Linked DNA regions of Mus musculus: region 1 is linked to region 2. Evidence: chromatin loops called from intact Hi-C (ENCODE). Cell type or tissue: left cerebral cortex. All regions are shown on one strand. Region 1 holds the start of Gm35835 (a long non-coding RNA gene). Region 2 holds the start of Gm36170 (a long non-coding RNA gene).

Evidence for each region. Peaks named below come from ENCODE experiments on the same cell type or tissue, not always from the same donor. Only the 100,000 strongest peaks of a DNase experiment are listed, where the experiment ranks them.
Region 1: a loop joins it to region 2, with 5 times the contacts of the local background. A loop is called at or near these places in 3 of 42 quality-filtered maps.

What each region holds. Positions count from the first base shown.
Region 1 is chr9:41,733,030-41,738,029 of GRCm38, forward strand. Gm35835 (a long non-coding RNA gene) reads right to left here and starts at 4,420. Exons shown (of 5, transcript XR_379295.4): 1 at 4,092-4,420; 2 at 3,575-3,712. RefSeq lists an enhancer at 1,949-4,932. In left cerebral cortex, no CTCF peak of the experiment used is centred here; DNase peaks (open chromatin) are centred at 2,639, 3,090, 4,081 and 4,331; H3K4me3 peaks cover 1,802 bases; H3K27ac peaks cover 2,240 bases.
Region 2 is chr9:41,888,687-41,893,686 of GRCm38, forward strand. All of the region lies in intron 1 of Gm40513 (a long non-coding RNA gene), which reads right to left. Gm36170 (a long non-coding RNA gene) reads left to right here and starts at 1,576. Exons shown (of 2, transcript XR_379303.2): 1 at 1,576-1,971; 2 at 3,527-3,713. RefSeq lists an enhancer at 324-3,827. In left cerebral cortex, CTCF peaks have their summits at 2,139 and 2,345; DNase peaks (open chromatin) are centred at 1,212, 1,814, 2,255 and 2,972; H3K4me3 peaks cover 1,214 bases; H3K27ac peaks cover 1,772 bases.

The DNA.
Region 1 (5,000 bases), 160 kb before region 2:
GGGTGGGTCTATGCTAGTTAATAAAGTTCACTGAGCAGGGAACAAAAAGCAAGCCTATAAACAGCTTTTATCTTTGTTTTCTGTTTTCTGCTTGACTTTCTTCCATTGTGGACTGTGAAGTATAAGCTAAAATTAACTCTTTCCTTTCCTAAGTTGCTTTGGGTCATGGTGTTTAGCACAGTAAAACATAAAGATAAAACATAAAGAGCATTCAAGGTGTCTTTTTCTGCTGCATGGAACTATAAGCTCCTTCCTGGAAGTCTGTTTATAAGCTGTGATCATGAAATAATGCGCTCCAGTCTCCCCCTTACAGATGTACCAGGAATGATAGCTCTTTCTATGCACTCTCTTTTTAGGAAATCATAGGCATATTCTAAAATGGCTACATTTGCTCAATAAGGCTTTCTTGGAACTGAGGTCAGGTTCAGTTTACAAAAAGCAAATCTAATTTGTATTTCTGAAAAATCGTTCTCCCAATTTGATTGCCCACCAGATTCATAAGACATAGATAGCTTCTGGACAGCTTTTAGTAGCTCCCACTGAGAAATCCATCCTCCAAGGATGGAAATGTGATGTAATTAAAGATGTTTAAGACACAGTACCAAGAGTACTGGTGTGTGTGTGTGTGTGTGTGTGTGTGTGTGTGTACCTCAAGTGTCATTTTATAAGCACTACAAACCTTGTTTGTTGAGATAGGATCTCTTACTGGCCTGAGGTTCCCTTATCAGGTGATGCTGGCTAGCTAACAATTCTCAGGGATTCACCTATCTCTGTCTTCCCAGCGTGGGAATTACAATTGTGTGCCATCATACCTGGCTTTCTCATATGGGTTCTGGGCATTGAACTTGTGAATTCTTGCTTACAAGGTAGGCCTTACCAACGGAGCTATCTCCCCAGCTTCCCAGTCATCATTCTAAAGAATAGTTTCAAAGATGCTTTGAGGTTTTTTTTTTTCAGGATCTTGAGTATAGTGTAAATCTATTAGGAAGATAGTAGTGAGAACAATAGCGTGCTTTAGAACGCTTCATTCTCACAGGCTACTTAACAGTAATGAGCAGGTACTATGAACACTAAGGAGTCTGTTAGGCAATGTTCACCTGTGTGTGTCCCTATTGAGTGCTTCTAAGAGCCTCATGTAAATAACATGAGCAGTAATAATTGACCTTTAATGAGTGGCTCCTACCAGTCAGGTACTCTGCCACGGGTTATTTTATTAAAATCTGTATTTCACAAACAACAACAACAAATTTAGAAAAGCTAAGAACCTTGCTAACTCCACAGTGATATTAAGAGAAGTGAGATTCATGAACACGTCTATCTGATTTGTTCTTAATTACTTGGCTTTAGGTGCTGTGGTATAAGCTACAGGCCCTAAACCACTGTGATATGATCTCCTAGTTTTTAAAAAGATCTATCATTTTTTTAATTATGTGTAGGTGTGTGTGTGTGTGTGTGTGTGTGTGTGTGTGTGTGTGTGTGTATACATGTGGGTATGTGAACATTCATGGGGGTGTCCTCTGAGGACAGGGACTATTGGATCTTCTGGGTAGGGCTGTAATTATAGGCAGTTATGAGCTGCTTGTAGGAATCAAATCTATACATACACACACACACACACACACACACACACACATATATATGTGTGTGTGTGTATATATATATGGGCATGCAAATATGTACATATGATGTATATGTGTGTGTATATATATACATATATATATATATATATACACACATATATATATATACACATATATATATATAGTAGGTCCCAACTCATATTTCCTTTCAATAAGAATATTGTCTAGTTCCATGCTCAATAACACAGCTTGTAAGCTATATTGGTGACAGTGACCCAACCAGGACAAAGGACAGTACCAGTCAGAAATATAGGACAAAGTTACTCAAGGCAGATCAGTTCCTCCACCTTCCCCCACCCAAAAGCCAGGTTCACGGGTGCGAGTCATAGGTGTCAGTAGAGGAATTATCTATCTGGTAGGCACCAGCCCAGGTGCAGTGTGAGGCTTTGGGACTTGCTTGCTGGCTGTTCTTTAGTCCCAGGTAATCCCCTGCAGCGGTGGCAGGCCTCAGTCACTCCACCCTAACATCCTGAATGGGCACATCCGTCTCTATTCATCCTTCAGCCTCCCCATCACCCTCTCTCCCATGCATATTTATAAAGACCTCAAGAATCCTAGGATCCCATAAAAATGCAAAGTACAATTATTATTAATGATGATACAGTTAGCAAGGAAGACATTTGTTATTTCTACTCAATTGCTTTCCCCCGGGAGCAGAAGCCTTTTTTTTTTTTTTTTTTTTTTTTTTTTTTTTGACGAGGTGTTAATGTGCAGTCAGGGCTACTTTGATTCTCAGTCATTCTCCAGGAGAAAGTTGGATCGCAGACTAGGGCGGTGCCCTCCTCTTCCCTCTCTGCAGTAAGGCACTGGCTGAGCCCTGGTTGCTAGTGTAGATGAAACTGTGGATCTTTATTTGATTTCTGGTCTCAAGAAACACTGTCTTCGGATCAAGGCGACTAGAGTTCCTTTCTCGTCGAGGTAGTAGTCACTAGTCTGTGCAGGCAGCCCGGGCTCATAGATCTAGTTCTAGTTCCCCACTTATCCACCTGGAACTAAGTGATTTTTTTTTTCAAGGCGAAGAGAGAACACACATTTCCTTATGTAAGCAGTCCTGTTCTAATCACCATTGTTTCTCAGACTAGCGGCTGGCTGAGACTGGGAGCCCGTTTCCATTCATCGTTCGCAGCCTTCCATTGTAATTTCAGAGGAGTTTAAAGAAAAATACTGAACCAGTCTGGGATTTCCCTGTAATGACCTACTTCCTCTAACACACACCAGAACCGATTCAAATGTGAATTTCCACGAGGAAAGGGCTCCTCGAAAAATCTCCATTATCCTGTGTCCTTCAGAAAGTACCTTGCCTTTCTTTGGGCTCCCATCCCCCGCTCCCACCCTCCCTCCAGCCCCGCACCCTGCCTTTCCCTCCTTCTTAAGAAGACTTTCCCAGGTCCCTCTTGGCTGTGGTTGAACGACGTTGGCTGCAGTCCATGCCGCAACAAAGCCCTGGCATTCCAGCTGTCTGCGTCTAATCTCCAGTGTCAGCTCTCGTTAATGTGTGAGCGTGAAATCAGAGGGGGCAGAGCTGCACGGAATATTAAAACCATGATCAGAATTCCACTGAGATGCTGAGAGGCTGCGAGCACCATTAGAGGAGGCTGTCAAATCACGGCTTCGCATTAAATAAAAGATTTCTATCGAAGCAAAGTACAATCAGTGAATCGCTGAGCTAAATTAGCATTTTTTCAATTGGAGATCGAAGGTGATTTATTGTTCTACACGACATTAATGTAACTATGTGCTTGACCCGCTAAGGCAGCTAATTTTTCATTTAAATGGTTTCTTTCCTTCCCGGCGCAAAGGCTGCAATCATATTTCAGCTTTGCCGAGCGATCAGAAAAGTCCTGGAATGCTGCAGAAATGCTGTCCCTCCCCTCTCCTTCCTTCTCTTTTTCCAGCTCCAGAGCCTTCCTCCTCCCCTCCCCTTCCCTACTAACCTCATGGCTGGTGGTCAAGGTCACAGAGGAAGAGTAATCTCAAAGCCACCGACTTCAAAGCCTCCATCAAAGAAGCCCCCACGTAGCCATTGAATTAAAAGGGAGTGGGGGAGGGTGGGGTCCAGGCACTGGCCATTCCTATCAACAAGAAAAGACCCTTTAACTGCCCTGCTGGTAGGACCCAATCCGGGGCATCCTGGGTCCAGTCTCTCTGGCAGCCCTCTTACTGTGCCTCCCCCTCACATCCTCCCGAGCCCCCTCCCCGGCACACACATCGCCTCAAGATAATATACATTTCCAATTAGCAGAGCACATTCTAGCCATGTTCTCTTTGACTGCCCTAACTATCTTCCTTTTTGCTAAAAAGCAAAGCTGTCATTAATGCAATCCTGCAGCTCCATTAATCCGAGGTACAATGCGGCTTTTCTCTCTCGGGCTCCCCTGAACATAAAAACTACAGTTACTCAAGCACCCCTCTTCTATTTAGATTCCTCGCCCATTGTCATTCATTACATACCTGATGTAACACAGTAGCCATCGAAGCTCTTGAACACAGAGCAGGAGCATGAGATTCCATTCATTTCCCAACGCCCTTGCTTTCAAAAGGCAGCTGGTATTTTTGTTGTGGTTGTTTTTAAGCACATGGATTTTAATCTCTGGGAATTAATGGATATATTTTAGGGTACGCTGGGGCCCCTCACATGTGATCAACTTGTTGGATTTAGAACAAGATGGGCGTCCTAGCTGAACCCCGGTAAATTACATTTTCACTTTTCTCTGAATTGCTTCTTATGGAATTAGTTCATTGTGTTCCACATTAAGAAGAAGGGGAGGAGCCGGCAAGGGGTGGTGGGCAGTGGAGCTGACATCTGCCATGCTTTACGGATGTAGATGTGATTTCTAAAACTAAACAGACATTGTACCAGTAGCTAGTCTACATGTTTCCATTGTTTTCTTCCTATCCCAACGTCAACTTAGTGAGATTACAGATTGAACTATGTAGAGGAGGCATTAAAGTACCACCTATCCTTAGGATATGAGGACGACAAGGACAGTCCCTGTTCCAGGGCTGACTATAGACAGATGAAGGAAGAGTGCCCTGCCTCCATCCAACCCCCACACAGCCTCAAAACAAAAGTGATGAAGTTCCTTCAAGGGTCAGTGAATTGGGAGAAAACTTCCCTCCCACCTTTATCACAACGGGACCTAATTGGCACACACACACACCACCCTCACCGCCCACCTCCCGCCCTAGTCAACCAAAAGGCCTTGGAGTGATGGGTCAGGGGACTGACCTTTGTTCTGACTCAGTGAAAGGGCCTCTTACTAGGCCAAAGGTGGGGGTGAGGGTGAGTAATTGGAAACACGTACTTGCCACCATTGTGTCAAAGTTGCTCGTTCATGTCTGTCTGCCTTTTTCTAAAAA
Region 2 (5,000 bases):
AGGAGAAAGTTGGGGTGGGGGTGGCTGATTCAACATTTGGCAGTCCACTGGAGTATGTAACACTTGGCATTTCCTCCCTTCATTATTTAAAGGGCAATTCATTACGTGCAATGGAAACAAATAAAAACTCTATTTCTGACATTTCTAAATCTGAACCCTGAACTCTCCATAAACCTCCCAGTTTCAAAATAATTATTTAAGCAAAGCCCTGGTGTATTCCTTCTGAACCATGGAGGAGCGCTCCTAATGGCTGGTGATGCAATCGCCTCCAGTGTGGAGGCTTGGGTACTGGACTTTTCCTGAAGCATATTAAATGGTCCCCTATGCTGCAGCCATTAAAGGCAATCCTGTCCTCACAGGCCTCAATCAAATTTGCACAGCAATTAGTCCTACCCAGAGTTTGATACATTTCTTAATTATAAAACAACTTTGTACTCCATTGGCCCTTTCAGATGGGCTGTGAGAATGTTAATCACCTCCTCCTGAGACAGCAAAGAGTTTTGGTAGTGGTGTGTGTGTGTGTGTGTGTGTGTGTGTGTGTGTGTGTGTGTGTGTGTGTGTGTGTGTTTGTGTGTGTGTTTAGCTCTACTTAAGGGAGACAAGACACAGAGGAACTAACATTACTGAATACCATACGATGACTTTGGGTCTATGTTGGGCAATTTCCACATGGGCGAATAAACCTGCGGAAATATATGGATCTTTAGAAAAATTAGATTGCCTGACAGAGTACCCACATAGTGATAGATCAGTCTGGTAGGGATTGAGTTTTTATTCTTAGTTACCCTGAGTTGATGACGACTTTTGTTCATTTTTAATTTTGTGTGTTTGTGTGCTTCACATGTGTGCTTGCAGTGTGTATGTGGGGGGGGGGGATCAGAAGTGAACGCACTGCCTTCCTTTATCTCTCTCCACTGTGTGTTTTTGTTTGTTTGTTTGTTTGTTTGTTTGTTTGTTTGTTTTTGAGACAGGGTTTCTCACTGGACCTGGATCCTGCAAGACTTGCAAACAAGCAAGCACAGGGCTCCTCCCCTCCCCGCCCCTGAGAGCTGGGATCTCAGGCAGGCCACCCGGACCCGGGTTTTAGATGCAGTAGGATTCGCATTCAGAGCTTGTTTGTGAGGCAAGTGCTTTTTCAGCTGAGTCCTCTCATCAGTCCCACGTGTGTCTTTTTTCAAAATTCTCATTCAGTGTGAGAATTTTTTTCAGGCAATGTTCAGGTAATGCTAGGTGCGATTAAAAAAAAATTATTGGCTGAGTCCCATCTGCCAGGAGCTAGTTCCTCTAAGGGAGCCTCTAAGCAAGGTGAGACTACCTCAGTCTGAGTGGGTGTTGTTTCAGGCTGGTCCTAGGCTGAACTCTCCAGATAGTCTAAGCTTTCTGCAGCTGCTAGCACTGGCCTCAAGAGCGTGCCAAGCGCTTGCTTCCCCCCTACAACCCCCCACCCCCGCTGGCCTTGACTCCTGCCTGGCCCCACACCCTTTGCACCAATCCCTCCTCCCCCACCTACGTGGTGGGTTTTTTGGTTTTCTTCATTGCAATCTTCCTAAATTGCACATTTCATAAGACCGTCAGGAAAAAGTCAGGAAATGAGGTTTCCAGGAAGAGGGAGGCGGAGAATACAGGGCCGGGTGGGAAGCCGGAGAATAGGAGAGCAGTCTTTCATTATCACGACCTGTTCCACGCACACCCTCTCCCGGTGCCATCCTCGTGCTGGATGCGAGCCATCCTCTGGGCTAATGAGCTAGGCGCGGGAGATAACTAATCCTAATGCAATTACCGCTCGGTGCAGCACTGATAGGTCCACTGTGCTCCCCGCGTGCCCGGCGCCTGAGCCAGGCTGGAGCAGCTGGGCCTCAGCCTCCTGTTGGAGACGTTTTGACAGCTGTATACAGTCCCGGGCCCCCTCCCACGGCCCGCGTCCCGGGAGAGTGATCTTTTCACAGCGAGTCCCCATGAAGCCTGTCGGAGGTGAAATGAAATCTTAGCAGCTTGGGGGAGGGGGGGGAAAGCTGGGTGGTGCGAGCTCAGATGCTATTTCCAGGGCGGTGATGGGAGCAGCAGAGGCTCGAGCCCCTGCTCCCCCTCCATCCCTGCGGGGCCCCGAGGCCTGGCGGGGTGTGCGGGCTGCGGTGACAAATGGCAGTGCAAGCAAGGCCTGGCCCTCTCCTGGTGCAGCCGGCGCGATCGGGGGAGGGGGAGGAGGAACGGGGTGGGGGGAATGGTTTGCAGCACACTTGTTCCTTTGTTTAGCGGGACCACGTGCTCTGTTTGCACAGCAGCATGTGGTACCCCAGGAGGAAATCAAACCAGCGTTGAAAGTTCAAGGAACAGCCAAGCTCTGCTGGGAAGTGGCGGGGCCAGGGCTGGGATGGAGCAATGGAGCGGGTGGCCTGTGGACTCCCTCCCTGAGAGTCAGAAGGAGGGGGACTCCAGTCCAGAGCTGTTTGGGAGAAAGAGGACTGCTGGACTTTTTGGCAACGAAGGCACACAAGAGGACTTTCTGGGACCAGCCACCCTCTCTGACAGGCGTAGTGGGATGGCAATCTTCTGTTTGAAAGGTTTTTGAGTTGATATAGGTGTCTCCCAACCCAGATTTCATGACACTTGCAAAAAAAAAAAAAAAAAAAACCTGCCATGTCCACGTGCCTTTCCCTCTACAGCTAGAATGGGAGAGAGAGAAGGGAAACCATTGACACAGCGTCTGCTCTGCCTCAAAGCTAGATGGGACAACTCCCACCATGCACAGAGTGACACTCAGGAAAAAGTCGCCATTTTTCTTCCAGGAAAATCTCTCCTCCCCGCCCCCCTCTCTCCTCCCTCCCCGTTGGTTAAACAAATGCAAAAATAAGCGATGCAAAATGTCTGCCATAAAAAGGAGTTTTCTCCCTAAATCCAATTTCCCAATTATATCCATAGCTCAGCATTTCAGCCATCGCTGCGTTTTCTTTCCTATCTAGACATATTCATGAGATTTATCAATACACAAATCTTCATATTTCATAGAACGTTATCAGACATCCATTCACTTTAGTCACGTGTCTCCCAAATGAAACTCCCAAATAGACCTGGATCCTGGTTCTTTTACATAGCTGCTTGGTATGTCGGCATTTCTTGTATGAATGGTATTGAATCATCAGATGTTTGCCGTTTTTTGCTTACGAAGACAATGCTAAACCTAAAGACTTGGATTTGTGTTGCAGTCTGGGACAGGATTATTTAAGAATGAATTCCTAAAATTAACACTTAAAAAACAGTGTTGGGTTAAAGAGAAGGCACATTTTAAATTTCAATAGACTTGGCTAAATCTCTAAACAAAAACAAAAACAAAAAAAAAAACTGACACCAATTTGCAATACATTCAAGAATGCTAGCTGTTTATGTTATGTGTATGATGGTGTACGAATACCTGACTACTTCTGCACACAGACCACCAGAGTGTTTACGGAGCGACCAGGAGAAAATCTGATGAGGTACCTGTCCATCTGTCTGTTTCAATTTTGTTTATTTGTTTGCTTTGAAACAGGTCTTGTACAGCCCAGGCTGGCCTGGAACTCATTATCCATCCACAGCCTCCCAAGTGTTTGTGGTCCAGGTATACGCCGCCCACACCCTAGAAAACCCAACGTCTTCAGTAACAACATCTAAGTGTGTTTAATGTTCACTTGTTTTTATTCTGAAATTTATTAAACCATTTTCCATAGGTTTGTTCATCTAGTCTTACTGATTTGAAGAGATTTCTTCTATAATTTGTGAAGGTTTTTTATTTCTCAGCTTATCTTCTTTTAATTATGAAATGCCTAACATTGTCAAAGTTGGGAGGGAGTCTTTGTGTTTATAACTTTGAGGTTTCAGGCCGCACTTAGAAAAAACATTCTCAGATTCCTAAAAAATTAAAAGAACACGCTATATTTATTTTCTTTTTAACACTCTTGTGATTGTTTTCATTTTATTTTACAGTTCTTTATCAAGTAACAAGAGCTAGATGCCTTTTTAGAACTTGGAGATACATGTGTGTGTATATATGTTTGTGTGTGTGTGTACATATGTGTGTGTGTGTCTGTGTGTTTAGAGCTAGAAGAGACATGACTGAATACGTAATTACAACATTCAAAACACTGTGAGGAATTAGTGGAAGATAACAGACTATCTGCTAAGGAGAGTGGTCATAAGAGGTGAGATTTCAACAAAGCTCTGAAGGATGAAAAAGATCATTCCAGATTACAGAGTCACATATGCAAAATCCCTGAGGTGGGAGCCCATGTAGAGGGTTAGAGGAATTTACAGGAGGCCAGTGGGAGAGAAGAGAGATGAGCCAGGGAGTGAGTCAGAAGATAAAGAACTTTGCAGATAAAACTTCAAAGGACCACATCAGCAGGCACCATGGACGCCTGGGCAGTGAGCAACTGTTTCTAAGTGCAAAGGGAAGCTGCTAGATCTGCCAAGTGGTAGAAAACTGCAGTTGGATCGTTTATTTATTCATATTTGATGCTGCAGATTAAACCCAGGGTCTCAAGCATGCAGTCCACGTGCTATACTACCAACTACACCCTTGGAGTCCACTTTCTTTATATTTTTAATTCTTTTTAATTCTAATAAACTTCAGTCATTTTCACTCCATTCCTCTTTCTCATTCTCTTACCTCTCCCACTAAAATACTTTTGAAGCAAGTCTCCAAAAGTAAATTCTTAATAAATTCACACTCCATCCAAGTATCGCAAACTGCAAGGTTTTCCACCATGTCTGCCACCTGGTCCTGCACACAATGGCCAGTCCTTCCTGAGGTGAGGAAGTTGTGCAACAGCAGCTCAGCCTTCTCACAACCCTGACTAGCTCGCTTCTCTTGCTCACATAGCTGACCCATATAGCATTCATGCAACAGCAGAAAGCCTTTCTAATATTGAACAAAACTCTTGAGTTGTCCCCCTTCAGTGTTTTCTGACCCTTCAGGTACTTCCTACATGAAGAGGCTTTTGATCTCTTCAGCAGCCCACCAGTCT